Regions from separate parts of the Homo sapiens genome. Here region 1 is linked to region 2. The links are chromatin loops, found by intact Hi-C in ENCODE. Cell type or tissue: endothelial cell of umbilical vein. All regions are shown on one strand.

Region 1 (8,000 bases), 210 kb after region 2:
AAGGCCAGGGAAGAGCTTTCTGGCAATTAGGACTGACCTGGGAGAGTGTGACTGCCCAACCTCTGACCACATGTCCAGGATTTTTTAGTGACTTCATTTATCAGAACCAGAGTTGAATTACATGACTTTTAAGTTAAACTTGTTATATACACTTTCCTTATTTTTTGGTCCCAAATCAATACCTGTCCAGAATGATTTAAAATAACAACCTCGAGCCCTTCTATCTGGCATCTTTGTGGACTGGTACATCCTCATTTTATGAACTGAGAGGCCAAAACCTGGCATATATCATAAGTTAACAACAAATAGTCAAATGTAGGCAGATGCCAAAAATTCCACCCACTCACTTTTTAAATGAATGGAATGGTTACACTGTTATCAATTTAGCCTGGCAGGTGCCTTCTTACCTGTACTTCCTGTTTGATGCTATTTGCAAGTCCTTTATTATGAAAGTTAAATTATAAGAACCCCCAGAGAGCAACTAAAGAAAGTAATTTTAAATCTTTTATTTTTGGTCGTTGGGAGGTTGCATATGTAGTTTTGAGACAAATAAATGTGTTAAGTTTTATCCAGCACAGGTTGGGGTTTATGAAGGCAGGGCTCATATCAATAATTGAACTAGTGGTTCTTTAAGCCAGTCAATGAATGCTTATTTAGGAACTTCATATATTAGGTATTAGGCAGGCCATATAGACATTTTTTAAAAAGTTCTTGCCCTCAGGTAGTTGGCGGGGGTGAGGGGGCTAAGTATGTATAATATACAGTGTTTTAAGTAGAAAGAAGGAAACAAAATGCTATAGGAGTACAGAAAGAGGGGGAAATTCCAACTAGAGCAAAAGGGAGGAGTAGATTAAAGAAAGAAAGTAAAAATTAGAGCTACAAAAGTGATTCTCCATCTGACTGTCTATTAGAATCTCTCGGGACCTTTCAAAGAATATCAATACCCAGGCTTCACCTTCTAGAGAGCCTCAGTCAGTCTATCCTCAGGCGAGTACATTGCCTTAATAATACACCTTTGTAATGTTTTGATACCTGGTGCTTTTATAATGTTTTAGTACTTTTTTTTCCTTCTTCAAGATTTTCTTAGCTATTCTTGTCCCTTACATTTTCCATGTAAATTTTGGAATCAGGTTATCAATTTCCACAAATAAGCCTCCTGAGATTTGTTTGGTTTTGCATTAAATGTTTGGATCATTTAAAAACTGACATCTTCACAATATTGAGACATAATCCTTGAACATGATGGATCCCTCTATAGTTTTTAAGATTTTTCTTAGTGATGCTTTGTAGTTTTCTGCATAAAAGTCTTTCACATCTTTGCCGTGATTTATTCCTATTTTGTGCTTTTCACAGTGACCAAATGGAATCACTTTTAAACTTCATTTTCTATTTTTTGTTGCTAGTATATAAACAATTCATTTTCATCTTGGGCCTATGCTAATTGTATCTATTCATTTTTAAAATACTTCAGCTGCATAATCTTTTGGATTTTCTAAATACCCTAACATGACATCTACGAATGGACTGTTTTATTTCTTCCTTTCCAATTCTTATTCCTTTAAAGGTCTATATCTTGCCTGATTACACTGATTAGATATCCTATAAAAGGTTGAAAAACATGATTATAGTCAACATTCTATTTTATTCCCCATCTCTGGAGGAGAGCTTTAACATTTCACCACTAAGAGTGATGGTAGTTGTGGGTTTTTGGCTATACTTCCTATTAGATTAATTTAGTTTATTTTATTAGCTTACTTTCTGTATGGCTAAGACTATTTAGTTACATGGTAAAAACTTGAGGATTTAACAATGGACCAGTGTATATAAGACCTCTTGACTTACAATAAAAGCGTCACTTCAGTGCAGTGGGAAAAAATGGTCTTTTAAATAAATGGTGATTGATCAATAGCATGTCTCTATCAATATATATCTATATCTATTTCTATCTCTGTATATGAATCAACCCTTATCTTACATTATACACATAAAAATATTTCAGGGAGGGCTGGGCGCGGTGGCTCACGCCTGTAATCCCAGCACATTGGGAGGTAGAGGTGGGCGGGATCATGAGGTCAGGAGTTCGAGACCAGCCTGGCCAACGTGGTGAAACCCCGTCTCTACTAAAAATACAAAAAGTAGCTGGGTGGCATGTGCCTGTAATCCTAGCTACTTGGGGAGGCTGAGGAAGGAGTCTCGCTTGAACCCGGGAGGTGGAGATTGCTGGGAGCCAAGATCACACCACTGCACTCCAGCTTGGCTGACAGAGCGAAAGTCCGTCTCAAAAAATTATATATATCTATATAGATATACAGATATATCAGGGAATTATAAACCGAAATGTAGAACATTAAGCAATAAAATTTCCAAAGATGACTTGGAAGACTAACTACATGAAGGCCAGGATTTCCTAAACAGAACACAAAACCCACGAATCATAAATAATAGCTTTCATTAAGACACTCCACTAAACAGAAAAAAGACAAGACACCAACAAGAATAAGATATTGCAATGCATACATCCAATGAGGCACTTATATATAGAAAAAATCCCTAAAAATCTGTGTGAAAAAGCCAGACAGCCCATGTTTTGAAAATGGGCAAAAGACTCAAGTAGGTGCTGCACAAATAAGATATCCAAAATGGCTAACAAACATATCACTTTACAATCACAGAATAAAAAAGAAAAAGAAACTGACAATACCAAGTGTTGGTGAGGATGCAGAGCACCTGGATTCTTGGCAGTGCCTGTACCCTGAGCATGGCCCTTCAGGCCTTTCCATTTCAGTGCATGCTGGCCCGGATGTCACTGCATCTCTCTGCTTAAGGACTTTCTCCGGCCTTAAGAATGGTTCTGTCTGTAAGAGCAGCAGGCCAGAGGTATCAAGGGAGTTGGGGTATTTATACACCATTCCAGTCAATCTTTGGTCAGGAACCTGACCAAAAAATTGACTCCCTGATGTGTGTTCTATATACCATTTCCAGAGATCTTCAGTAGGATTGAGTTCTAATTGCCTGCGGTGGTACTTGCTTGATAATGCACCCTTTATTGGCTCTGATATCTCCTCCATTTCACTTCCTCACTCCCTGTCAAGAATTTTTGGGGCTATATCCCAAATAAACCATGTGCATTAAAATTCTTACTTTAGGTTGTATATATGGGGAAACCCAAATTAAGACATATGCTATAATCTAATAAAATGTTTACTTAAAATGAAAAGGGCATGGGAGATAGCGCTCAATTTTGGAGGGATAACAACTGTCAATATTGCCTAGGAGAGATTGCTTTAATGATGTGGTATATTAGGATATACCTTGCCATGATGATCAGTGTAAAAAGTGCATTGTCACCAACACAGATGGAAATCTTATGATCAGAAACTGTGCTAGAAGTTTTCCATAGTTTATCTCACTCAGTTATTATCATTATTATGTTGGTGAAGCACTTGAAAGTCATAAAAGCAAAACAACTATTCAAGATCCCCTTACAATTTCAGGATGAATTGGGGTGTATTAAGCCTGAATAACTCTAAGGGCTGATGGTCGGCTGTTATGTTGGCCAGGTTGTGAAGGATCCAGATGAGTATTGAGAGGCTAAAGCACTCTATCTTCTACTCAATGAGAAACCAAATGAAGTCATGAAACAGAGGAATACCATGACCAGGTTTTGTGAAATCTCCCTCTGGCTTCAGGGTGGAAGATGGGGAAGGGGAAGGGGAAAGACAGGAAGCAGGGCAGCCCTTTAGGAAGCCATTGCAATAACCCAGGGGTAAGATGTGAAGACTGAACCAGGCAGGGGCTGGCTATAGAAATGGCAAAGAGCGGGTGGATTTCAGAGTTATTGGCTGATGGGGGCAGGTGACAAGTCTTAGTGACCAATGACTGGGGATGGAAGTGGGTGACAAATCTTAGTGACCAATGGGGATTGAAGAAGAGGAAAGACAGTTTCCTGTTTGATGCTGGGTGAGGACAAATATTTTTACTGAGGTTGCCTCAACAATTCACTGTTCTTGTAACAGGGGTCCCCCTGGTGGTAAAAGAAAACCAGGAACAGGATTCCTCTTCCTGGGTGCCTGTTATTGTAGGAAACAGCTGTTCAACTGAACATAGCCCCAGCATCATAGAATAAGGATGCTTTTCTCCTTTTGTGGTGGCAAAGAGCCACATCTAAAAATAACTAAAAGCGGAATGAGAGTTGCTGAAACCAGGAAGCAAGGTCCGAAAACAACTTTCATCCACCCAAGCAAGGTGGCTTCTGGCCACCTTCTCTCTCCAAGATATCTCCATGTAGCTGGGAGGGAGGGGTTGGCTGGTATCAGTGACACTGAATCCAAGGCATTGGGGAACTCTCCTAGGAAATATTGATCTTATTCCTTAAGAGCATGGCACTTATAAAAAGTGGGAGTTCCAGGCTGGGCACGGTGGCTTGTGCCTGTAATCCCAGCATTTTGGGTGGCTAAGGTGGGCGGATCCCCTGAGGTCAGGAGTTCGAGACCAGCGTGGTCAACATGGTGAAACCCTGTCTCTACTAAAAATACAAAATTATCTGGGCATGGTGGTCATGCCTGTGGTCCTGGCTACTTGGGAGGCTGAGGCAGGAGAATCGCCTGAACCTGGGAAAGGAGGTTGCAGTGAGCCGAGATCACGCCATTGACCCCAGCCTGGGCAACAAGAGCAAAACTCCGTCTCAAAAAACAAACAAAAACATCTAAAACTGCCAGAAGCCCCCAGAGCCAAGTACTGCATCCAAATAGATAAGGTAACACACCAGAGAGATTTCTCTTTGTGCTTTTTCTCTTTATGCCTTAGGCATAGCCCTTGGAAAAAACAAGAGGAATTTTCTAAAACAGGTGTGTCTGAATAGGCCTGAGTCATCCACCAAGATGTGATATTTCAGAAACTTTCCATTTTGAGCCTTTGCATGTTCCTGATTAAGTATAAATACCTTGCTTGCTATATAAATACACATGGAGTGTAACCTTTTGCTAAGTAATGCAATACCAACAGCTACAAAAAGCTGAGAAGAGAGCCACAGCACAATTGAATCTAGTGGTTTCCTTTCACAAATCCCTTAGGATCCTGGAAAGGTTTAATATTAAAGCTCATAAGAGTTTCCCCTTGAAACCACTGCAGCCAGTTTTTTTTCTCCCCAGGAGCTCTGTGTATTAGTTGTTCTTATCCATCTGTAAACTTTTGTAAGCTCCCTAATAAAAACAATTGCATTTTCTTGGCTTAATTGCATATTATTGAGTGGTTGGTGTGTCATGCTATAAATGTACAGTAATAAGAAATGTTCTGTTCATTAGGAACCACTAACATACTAAGCAAATGGCCAGTCAGCTATTTTATCGATGTGCGCAGAAAGTAACTCTTTAGATGTCAGAATATAATCATTAAAAAAAACCTTACTTTATTGCACCACACACAGGCTGTATCATGTTGAATAGCAAAATAGTTTGATAAGATGAATCATTTATTATACATTTCATAAAGAAAACGGCGAGGTTTTACTATTGCAGTGATATTCCCCCAGCTTCATTTTTAATCAGATACCATCTTCTGAGCTCCTTTCATTCTAGATTGTTTTGTAGAAGGATATAACAACTGATTTTTTTTTGCTTTTTTTGGGATGGAGTTTCGCTCTTGTCGCCCAGGCTGGAGTGCAGTGCAATGGTGTGATCTTGGCTCACTGCAACTTCTGCCTCCCAGGATCAGGCAATTCTCCTGCCTCAGCCTCCCGAGTAGCTGGGACTATAGGCATGCACCAACATGCCTGGCTAATTTTGTATTTTTTAGTCCAGATGGGGTTTCACCATGTTGGCCAGGCTTGTCTTGAACTCCTGACCTCAGGTGATCTGCCCGCCTCTCCTCCCAAAGTGTTGGGATGACAAGCGTGAGCTACTGTGCTCGGCTCAACTGATGTTTTGTAATTTTGCTAGACACAGCCACAACCTGCCAGGTGTTTGGGTGGGGGTGGGATGCAGAATAAACTTATACAAACAAGTCCACCTTTGGATGAGTATAGTTTTAGGAGCTCATCTCTAAGAGGTGGAAACCAGAATGCTTATTAAGTAAGGCAACAAGTAACATAACCAGTCCTCCCTCTCCCCACACTGACTCTCCACCACTTCTCTCCTTTAGCTTTCTGTAATTTGGGGGGACACTGACCTTGCCTCAGCCACAGGATGGCCAAGTTCATGAATAAAGTGGGGGATATTCCATTTTCCTTATAGCCTGAGGCAAGGCTGGCCTCAGAGTGTGAAAAAGCAAACAGAAGGCATCTTATCCCTGGCTGAGAAGGCCCCAGCAGGTCCATGGATTTGAGAGGGCAGAATGGAGCTTATGGAGTAATTGCTAATTGACAGCCAAGTTCTATCCCCAAAAGCAAAGAATTTGAAAAGCAATTTTGTAAAGTATTCTAAAAAGTTGTCAAAAGGAAACAATAAAAATATTTTCAAACAATAACTTAATTGCTCTTTATTTTATTAACTCAATAAAATGTGACTTTATATATGTTTTTGAATTTTTCCTACCATTCACTGTTAACTTTATAATTTTTGAAACTTTTAAATTCCCCAAGTAAATTCTTCTTTGCTACATTTGGGCAGGATTTTGGTGAAAATGTAAATGGGTCACTTTTTGTATAAGGATTGCAGCAATTATATCTACATAGATGTATAAATATTTGTGTAAACATCATTGTCTTAACCCAGACAGGTCCCAAGCAAGTGAGCCTGAGATACATAAAAAATGAATGGATGCCACAATCTGTGTGTATGTGTGTTGTGAATGGTGATGTTAAAAATTATGTATGCGTGGTTTTGCTTATTGGATATGTGGTTCCTCCTTTTGGGAGTGTTCTGAGTTAAACCTAGACCCATCCCTTGTTCTGGCTCAAAGCCATTTTTCAATCATAACTGATTGTGATGGCCACACATATAACAAGCGAAGCCAAAAGCTTGCCCCTTTCTACACACACGATTTTTCCCTTCACCTTTGCTGGTGATCTCCAGATGTGTGAGCCAAATATGTGTATGTATGACTAGGTAAAACTTTCAAAACTTCCTTCCTTCCTTCCTTCCTTCCTTCCTTCCTTCCTCCCTCCCTCCCTCTCTCCCTTCCTGCCTTCCTGCCTTCTCTCTCTCTTTTCCTTCCTTCTTTCCTTCCTTCCTTCCTTCTTTCCTTCCTTCCTTCCTTCTTTCCTTCCTTCCTTCCTTCCTTCCTTCCTTCCTTCCTTCCTTCCTTCCTTCCTTCCTTCTTTCCTTCCTTCCTTTTCTCTCTCTCTCTTTCTTTTCTTAACAGAGTCTTGCCCTGTCACCCAGGCTGGAGTGTAGTGGCACGATCTTGGCTCACTGCAATCTCCCCCTCCCATGCTCAAAGTGATTCTCCTGCCTCAGCCTCCTGAGTAGCTGGGATTACAGGCACCCATCACTACGCCTGACTTTTTTTTGTATTTTCAGTAGAGATGGGGTTTCGCTATGTTGGTCAGGCTGGTCTCAAACTCCAACCTCAGGTGATCTGCCCACCTCGACCTCCCAGAGTGCCAGGATTACAGGTGTGAGTGACTGCGCCAGGCCTAAAACGGTGTGTTTTCAAAGAAAACTGAGTAAGAATAACTTAAACCACAGTAATTTGAGAATGACCACAGTGGACTGACTCTTACCTTCCGGTATCCCCAGAGCTGGTTCCCCTTCATGCCATGACAGTCATAGAGTGTAACGGGGCTGTTGTGTGAGATCGCATCAAAGCAGAATTTCCGGGTATGCAGTGGCTCACCGGGTCGAATATCTTCTCTCCATCCAAAGGTAAAAAGCTAGCAAAGCAACAGTAGCAGAAAAGCTGCAGTGAGTTTGTTTTGGAGAGAAGATGCAAGGGCGGGGGAAGGTATGTCTTTTAGCAATGTAGAACTCCTGCTTTGTGATCTGCCAAAAAGAGCTAAGTCTCAGCCTAACAGAGGTGTTGGAAAAGGCACGTGTCATAAAGTGCTGTAGCAGTAACAGCTG
Region 2 (8,000 bases):
TTATTCAGTGATACTCTGGTTTATCATGAGTGTTATTTGTCATTCAGGTTACTATTTATATGCATCATTAAAAGATAAAAGAACTGTCCTTTCTGTTATCCGAATATTTATTACAGGTCTACTATATGCCAGGTACTCTATATAAAAGTGCCATGTTATAGAAAAAGGCCTTGCCTCTAAGGGAGTCACAGCCTGGAGGAAGGGAATGCCTGAGCAGGCCTAAGTGACCTGATCTGCGTTTTGAAAATAGTAGAGGCTCCCCAGTACATAGGCGGTGGGGATGTAAGGTGGGGCATGAGGAAAAGGCACAAAATCATAAAAACACGGAGTGCTTAGAGAATGCCAAATCATTTGCTATAACAGAAGGGCAGGAGATGAAACTTGAGATACTGGCAAGTTCCTCAGAGGGTCTCTTAAGAACTGCTGAGAGGTTCAGACTTTATCCTCTTACATGGGAGCCATGAGATCAAAGCTGAATTTTGGAATGAGTACTCGGATAGAGCAAATGAGTGGGAAGAGAAGCCAAGATGTTGTCAGAGAGATAAGAAAAAACTTAAAAATAAAATACTACAGAAGGCAAAGTAGGAGAGAATTTCAAGGCAGGAGTGGTCAACAGGGCTAAAAACTGCAGTCATGATGTTGAAGTAACAAGAATGACAAAGTCTGAAGGTATAGGCCAGGGAAGTATGGTAATGGCAGTGCTGCAGTGGGGCTCGCTCGCCAGCTCTCTGATAGACAACGGTGGAGGCCCCAGGAGCATGGAACTAGAAAGGCCTCTGGACTCCTCACGGTTCTCTCCTACCCAGCTAGAGGATGGATCTGTCATACTGCTTTCTACCTTCTAGAGCACACAAAGCATTTTTGTGATCCCCTTGTTGCTGTGCCCTAGACATTCCTTTCAAATGCCTAACTGATGGTTTAACAAATATGTACTGAGTACCTACTATGTACCAGGTTACAGAGATACAAAGGTAAGCAAATACATCCCTGCTTTTGTGGCTCTTTCTGTCCAGTGGGGCAGACAGATAAACAAATAATCATATAAACATGGTGCTGTAAGAAACTTCAAGGAGAATTGATCCAATTTAGGAAGTTAGAAAAGGCTTTCTTGTGGCCGGGCGTGGTGGCTCACGCCTGTAATCCCAGCACTTTGGGAGGCCAAGGCAGACAGATCACGAGGTCAGGAGATCGACACCATCCTGGCTAACACAGTGAAACTCCATCTCTTCTAAAAATACAAAAATTAGCTGGGCGTGGTGGTGGGTGCCTGTAGTCCCAGCTACTTGGGAGGCTGAGGCAGGAGAATGGTGTGAACCTGGGCGGTGGAGCATGCAGTGAGCAGAGATTGTGCCACTGCACTCCAGCCTGGACAACAGAGCAAGACTCTGTCTCAAGAAAAAAAAAAAAAAGAAAAGAAAAGAAAAGGCTTTCTTGAGAATGAGTACATCACTGAGCAAAGATCTGAAAGAACAGAAGTTACTTAGGTGAAGACAGGAGGGAAGAGTATCCCAGGTAGAGAACGTGTTGTGCAAAGTGCCTGTAGAAGGAAGGCCTATGCCAAGCAAGAAGGACTAGATATGGCTGGAGTACAGAGTGAGGCGTGCCTGGGGCAAGGTGAGGCTGAAGATTAGGTAGTAGCTAGATCAAGCCAGGCCTGGTGTCCATGGTAATGCATCTGGACTTCATCTGAGAGCAGTAAAAAGTGAGTTAATAGCTTTAATGTACCTTGGAAGGGACAGAAGCATTTTGAAAACAATCCCCTGGCTGAGTAGTAAGAGAACAGACCTGGAAACAGGCCAGAGTGACTGAGGATAGATTCCAGAATAGACAGCAGTAGTCTGGATAAGAATCTTGGTGGTGGAAGAAAAAAAGTGGAAAGTGGACAGATTCAAGGGTTAATTAGTGTCTTCGCCCATTTGTATTGCTATAAAGAAATACCAGAAGCTGCGTAATTTATAAAGAAAAGAGGTTTATTTGGCTCACAGTTCTGCAGGCTGTATAAGAAGCATGGTACCAGCATCTCCTTCTGATAGGGCCTCAGGCTGCTTCCATGCATGGCAGTAGGGAAGGGAAGCAGGTGTGTGCAGAGATCACATGGCGAGACAGGGAGCAAGATACAGAGAGAAGGAGGTGCCAGTTTTTTTTTGTTTTCTTTTGTTTTGTTTTATAACCAGTGCTTTTGGTAACTAACAGAATGAGAACTCACTTATTACAGTGAAGATGGCACTGAAACAATACATGAGGGATCTGCCTCCATGACCCAATCACTTCCCATTAGGCCTCACCTCCAAAATTGGGACTCAAATTACAACATGAGGTTTGAGGGGACAGACATTCAAATTATAGTAATTACGAAGTAAAATGAGCAACTGTTTTCTTTTGCTATCCAATCATGATGGATTGGATATGTGTGATGAAGGAGAGGGAGGTATGAAGAATGACTTTAAGATTTGTAACTTATACAACTGGATACTATTCACTGAGAGAGGAAACACTGAAATAGACCAGAATTGAAGATGATGAGTTCCCTTTTAGATATGCTGAATTTCAAGTGCTTCTGAAACATTCAAGAGGAGACAGAAACAGAATTTATAGCTCAGTGAAGAGGTCTGGACTGGAGAATATAATTTGGCACAAATCTTTATGCAGATAATAATTGACTCAAGAGCCAATAAGACGAGTGATGGAGAGATTATAAAGTGAGAAAAGGAGAGGATCTTGGATCCCGCCTTGAGGAATTCACCCCTTACATGATGGATGGAAGAGGGTGAGACTATAGAAGAGACAGATGACTAGCCCAATATGTGGAAAGAAAACCAAAAACCAAAACAGTGTGTTCAAGACACAGGGCACGGTGAACTATGTCGAGAAGCCAAGCAAGATGAGGATTGCATTTGGTAACGTGAAGTTGAAGCTGACTGATAACTTCAGTGACAGCTGTTTTGGCAGGGTAATGGTGTCAAGAGCCCAACTGGAGTGAGTGGAAGTGTGGAGTTGGGAGATGTGGAAACGATACAAACAAGAATAGACAACATTTTTTGAAAAATTTGATTTGCCTGTTAAGGGATGAATAGAGATGAAGAGGCAGCTGGAAGAAATATGAAGTGGAATGAGAAAATTTAGTTTGTTTTTAATAGGAAAAGCTTGAAGATTTTTAAAAGCAAAGGCAAGGGTGAGACATTAAAAAGCATGTGAGAGAAGGGGTAATCAAGTGCACAAAGTTCTTGAGAATGAAGAAGGGATGGGAGCCAAAGCAGTCATGGGGACTGGCCTGGCTGGGAGGCGGACAACCCCTCTGATGTAATAGGAAAGATGGAATTGGTGCAGATACTGGCATTGTTCTCTTCTTTGGGATCCAAATCCTCAACCACTGCAGTCTGAATTAATCCAACAGTGTCTCCCATTTAATCTATTCTATATATTGCATTTAGACTTAGCTCTGTTAAATACTGCAGATATATGAAAAAATACTCAACATCACTAATCATCAGGGAAATCCAAATCAAAACCGCAATGAAGTATCATCTCATCTGAGTCAGAAAGGTTCTTATCAAAAAGACAAAAAATAACAATGCTGGCAAACATGCAGAGTAAGGGAACTCTTATACACTGTTGGTGAGAATGTAAGTTACAACAGCCATTATGGAAAACAGTATGGAGGTTTCTCAGAAACCTAAAAATAGAACTACCATACAACCCACCCATCCCACTACTGGGTATTTATCCAAAGGAAAGGAAATTAATATATCAAAGGATACCTGCACTGTCATGTTGACTGAAGCACTATTCACAATAGCCAAGATACAGAATCAACCTAAGTGTCCATCAGTGGATGAATGGATAAAGAAAATGTGGTATGTATACACACAATGGAGTACTATTCAGCCACAGAAAGAAATCCTGTCATTTGCAGCAACATGGATGGAAGTGAAGGTCATCATGCTATGTGAAATAAGCCAGGCACGGAAAGACAAATACCACGTGTTCTCACTCATACGCGAGAGCTAAAAAAGTGGATCTCACCGAGGTAGAGTAGAATGATGGCTAACAGTGGCTGGGAAGGGGAAAGGGGTAAAGAGAGATTGGTTAATGGGTACAAACATACACTTAGATAGAAGGAATAAGTTCTAGTGTTCAGTACCACAGTAGGGTGACCATAGGGAACAACAATTTATTGTACATTTCAAAATAGCTAGAAGAAAAGATCTGAGGCATTCCCGACACAAAGAAAAGGAATGTTACAAGCTCACACCTGTAATCCCAGCACTCTGGGAGGCTGAGGCAGGAGGATCTCTTGAGGGTAGGAGTTTGAGACATGCCTCGGCAGCATAGAGAGACCCCCATCTTTACAAAAATTTTTTTTAAATCAGCAGGGCATGGTGGTGTGTGTCTGTAGTCCCAGTTACTTGGAAGGCTGAGGTGGGAGGATTGCTTGAGGCCAGGAGTTCGAGGCTGCAGTGAACTATGGTCGTGCCACTGCCCTCCAGCCCGGGCAACAGAGCAAGACGCTGTCTCTAAAAAAAAAAAAAGTTCAAGGTAACAGATATCCTAATTACCCTGATTTGATCATTACACACTGTATGCATGTATCAAAATATACCATGCCCTCCATAAATATGTACAATTCATATGTATCAATCAAAAATTTATAAAAACCACTGCTTTCTAGTATATGTCAGGGATTTTTTTTTTTTAAGAGACTGAAAGTCTCCCTAACCAGGCTCAAACTCTTTGCCTGGCTTCAGTGTTACCCACTATGTACTCACTCAAGGTGTCCCTGTACTCATTAGTCAGTCACGTCCCTTCAGGAGATGATTTTAAAAAATTATTTTCAGTCCTGCCTCTAGGGTTTGCTCACTTACCAGCCTTAGCCTACAGCACTGCCCTGCTTTCCTCCTCTCTTCCTTCTAAGTTCAGTTCCAATTCCATTTATAAAGACTCAGCCCCCACCATCTGCTCTAGTTCCAGTGATATTTTTCCTCTTATGAATTTCTACTCAATATTTTTATAATTCTCTAACTGTCCTATATGTTAGTTTTTCTTCCCCAACCAGACTAAAAAGCTCTAATTGAGGAGAGTCTTAGTATTTTGCTCCTTTTGCACAGGAAGAGCTTCTGTTATGTGTCTTCCTTTCTCCTAAATTCTGTGCCATTTCTAGTTTCCTTATTTCTACTCCCATATACAAAAATAATAACAGTTATTCAACAGGAAACATGTTTCCTGGCCTCCATATATTTAAAGGAGGGCCTGCCTTATGTTTTTTAGATGGATTTTTGGGGCAACAGCAGTGCAATTTTTGATTTTAAAAAATAAAACTACTAGACACCGTTAAGTATGTTACATACTCCAATCCTCGCAACTATCCAGTGAGACAGGACCTGTAATTTTACTCTCACATTTTATAGTTCAGGAAGCCAAAGATTAGAGAGGAGATCATACATCATTAAGTCACACAATCAGTAAGCCACTGATGTAGGTTTGAACCCTGGCCTGTGACTCCTGATCCTGTGCTGGTGGCCACAATGCTAAACAACTTCAAGAAGACTGCTTGATAATGACTTCTACTTTGTAGAAACCCAGAAATTTACAAAAACAATTAACTCGAGGGGCCTTTAAAACATGCGATTAATATATACTTTAATGTCTCTTTATTCTGCTTTTTAAAATCATGTTATAAGGCTATCTTTGGCAACCAGTTACACCAAAGAAGCCAATTCTTACACTGCACAATGAGATCTGCCTGTCAAAGGTGTTTTGTTCCTTCAATGTGTTAGGTCATGATTTCCCCTGACAGCTTGTGAAATAAAGGGAAAAACATTTTTAAAAATTTGATACAAAGAATTAAATCAGTCTGTCCCATAAGTAAGGACTAAAGTGCTTTTCAACCTATGTTAAGCAGACTGTTCCAACTGAGGTACTACTGTGAATTTTTAGATGTTCAAACTATCGCTCATGAATACTCTTGCCTTTTTGTGAGCAAAAGTAGTGCTGTGGCTATGGAGGAAAACTAAATTATTCACAATTGAGCCTATTCCTATAGCTTTGCTGATATTCTACTCTAACCAAAAATTTATCAAATGCCTGGTTCCATAAAGACAGCAGAAGATAATTACACTATCACAGAATAATTTACTATATTTCCCAGGACATGCTAACTATATTATATATAAGACCAGAGTTCCATTTTTCTCCCCTCCCATAATGTAAGAGGTATCAGTGAGAGAAAGGGAGAAAACCCCTCACAGAGTACTTATCCAGAAATACAACCAACAGTCTGTTTTCTAGGACACATGAAAATGTTCACTATGAAACCCAAGTGAGGATTAGGAGTGACATATCAAAACACTACTTTCATACAGAATAATATGGAATGTTTTCCTAATTTAATTTCTGATTTATATAGTAAACAGATTATACTCATATTAAAACATTAAAAATATGATAGTTAACTTTAACTTTCCCTTACTTTCTATTTCCATTTCTTCATCTTGCTACCTACCACCTTTTAGATGAAAGAAGCAATATTCTAATTTTACCATAACCATGTTCACAATACCAAACCATTAAAATAATCATTTTATTTCAAAAACTTTTTGGCACTTTGAGAGAAGGAAACATAGCAGTAGTTAAGCAACAGGAAGCAACTCTACCCATTAACTGAAAGAATATATAACATATGCTTAAATTTAGCTGGTCTGACACATTCCAACCAACCTCAGTTGATGAACATAAGCTGCTGAAGTGGTGCAACTGAAATTTGCTATCTGTTTGCAACAAAAGGTGAAGCTCTGGCAAATAATATGCAATAATTTATTGGAAGACTACACTGGCAAGTCTCACTGAATATCTCAGTTTTATTTTGCCATACTCTTCTGATGACCCTAAGTCATACAGGTTTTTTGTTTTCTATTGAAAAGGTTCCCTTCTTTTACCTGGTATAATGAAGGTAAGCAGCACATTTATCCTGGTATCTACAAATAAATGAAAAAGGAAGCATGTTGTTACTATAGCACACACTTAAGACAGCCTGCCAATGTGTCAGTCAAAGCATTGTCAAAGTTGGAACAGAACCTCCAAAGGCTTACCAAGAAAAATGGAGATAAAAATGAAAAAAAAAGTAGTAAATCAATTTATCAGAGAAAGTATTTCATTGAATACTGACTTCCATCATGAAGACGACTACAAAGACTACGATAATACGATGAGGAGAAGGTAGAAGAACCCATACAATGAAACAAGCATGATTCTGCCTGCATCATACGTATCTCTTTTAATTCCTGCAACAACTCTTTGAGCTAGATACCACTATTACCCCATTTTACAGTTAAGAAATCAGAGGCACAGAGTTTAAGTAACTTGATAAAAGCCGTGCTCCAAGGAGGCAGTAAAGGTAGGATTCAAATCCAAGGTCTCTGGCTACAGATTCCATGTTCTTAACTATTATACTCTCTCTAGGTCGAGGGAGGCATCCATGCTTTTCATATCCTTAACTAGAATTTCTAGGGAACTTCTAGCTAAATAAATTGATAGTTATCTTTGTAGACTATTTAAATGCTAAAACAAATATATTCCTTAGAATCACTGTTAATTTCAATACATTTATTTCAATAAAAATTTCCTTTATTTTCAAACCAATAAAATACTACTAACTAGAATTCATAATAAAGCAGCTCAGGAAAGGCTACTGTAATAGAAGTAAAAACTTACTATGACGCCCACTAGGGTAGGTGAATATTAAGATGTAATAAATTGTAATATGCAGGAAATGATATACTCATCTCATGTGACTTGACTGCTACAGATAAAAATGAAATACTTTATTTTCAGCTAGTCACTTTGGCACATAGGACCATTAAACTGAGCTACCGTGCTTGCTATTGTGATTTTGCAAAAACACAAAATGGTCTTCAAAAATCTGTTGTCTGCCACTGACAATATGAAGTAAATAAAATAAGGTTTTCAAATTGACACCAAAGAGGAGTTGGCCACCCTTTCCACTG

The links. A loop is a pair of places that touch in the nucleus more often than their neighbours do. Peaks named below come from ENCODE experiments on the same cell type or tissue, not always from the same donor. Only the 100,000 strongest peaks of a DNase experiment are listed, where the experiment ranks them.
Region 1: it touches region 2 in a loop (6-fold over the local background); 11 of 110 quality-filtered maps call a loop at or near these places.

Annotation. Positions count from the first base shown.
Region 1 is chr4:173,021,286-173,029,285 of GRCh38, reverse strand. GALNTL6 (polypeptide N-acetylgalactosaminyltransferase like 6) reads right to left here. Exons shown (of 13, transcript NM_001034845.3): 12 at 7,661-7,810. Among named protein-coding and RNA genes, the nearest start is that of GALNT7, 140 kb to the left of the region's middle. In endothelial cell of umbilical vein, a CTCF peak has its summit at 4,016 (motif pointing left); no DNase peak of the experiment used is centred here.
Region 2 is chr4:173,228,966-173,236,965 of GRCh38, reverse strand. The region is part of intron 1 of GALNT7 (polypeptide N-acetylgalactosaminyltransferase 7); the gene reads right to left. Among named protein-coding and RNA genes, the nearest start is that of MIR548T, 35 kb to the left of the region's middle. In endothelial cell of umbilical vein, a CTCF peak has its summit at 4,889; DNase peaks (open chromatin) are centred at 4,895, 5,345 and 5,725; H3K27ac peaks cover 530 bases.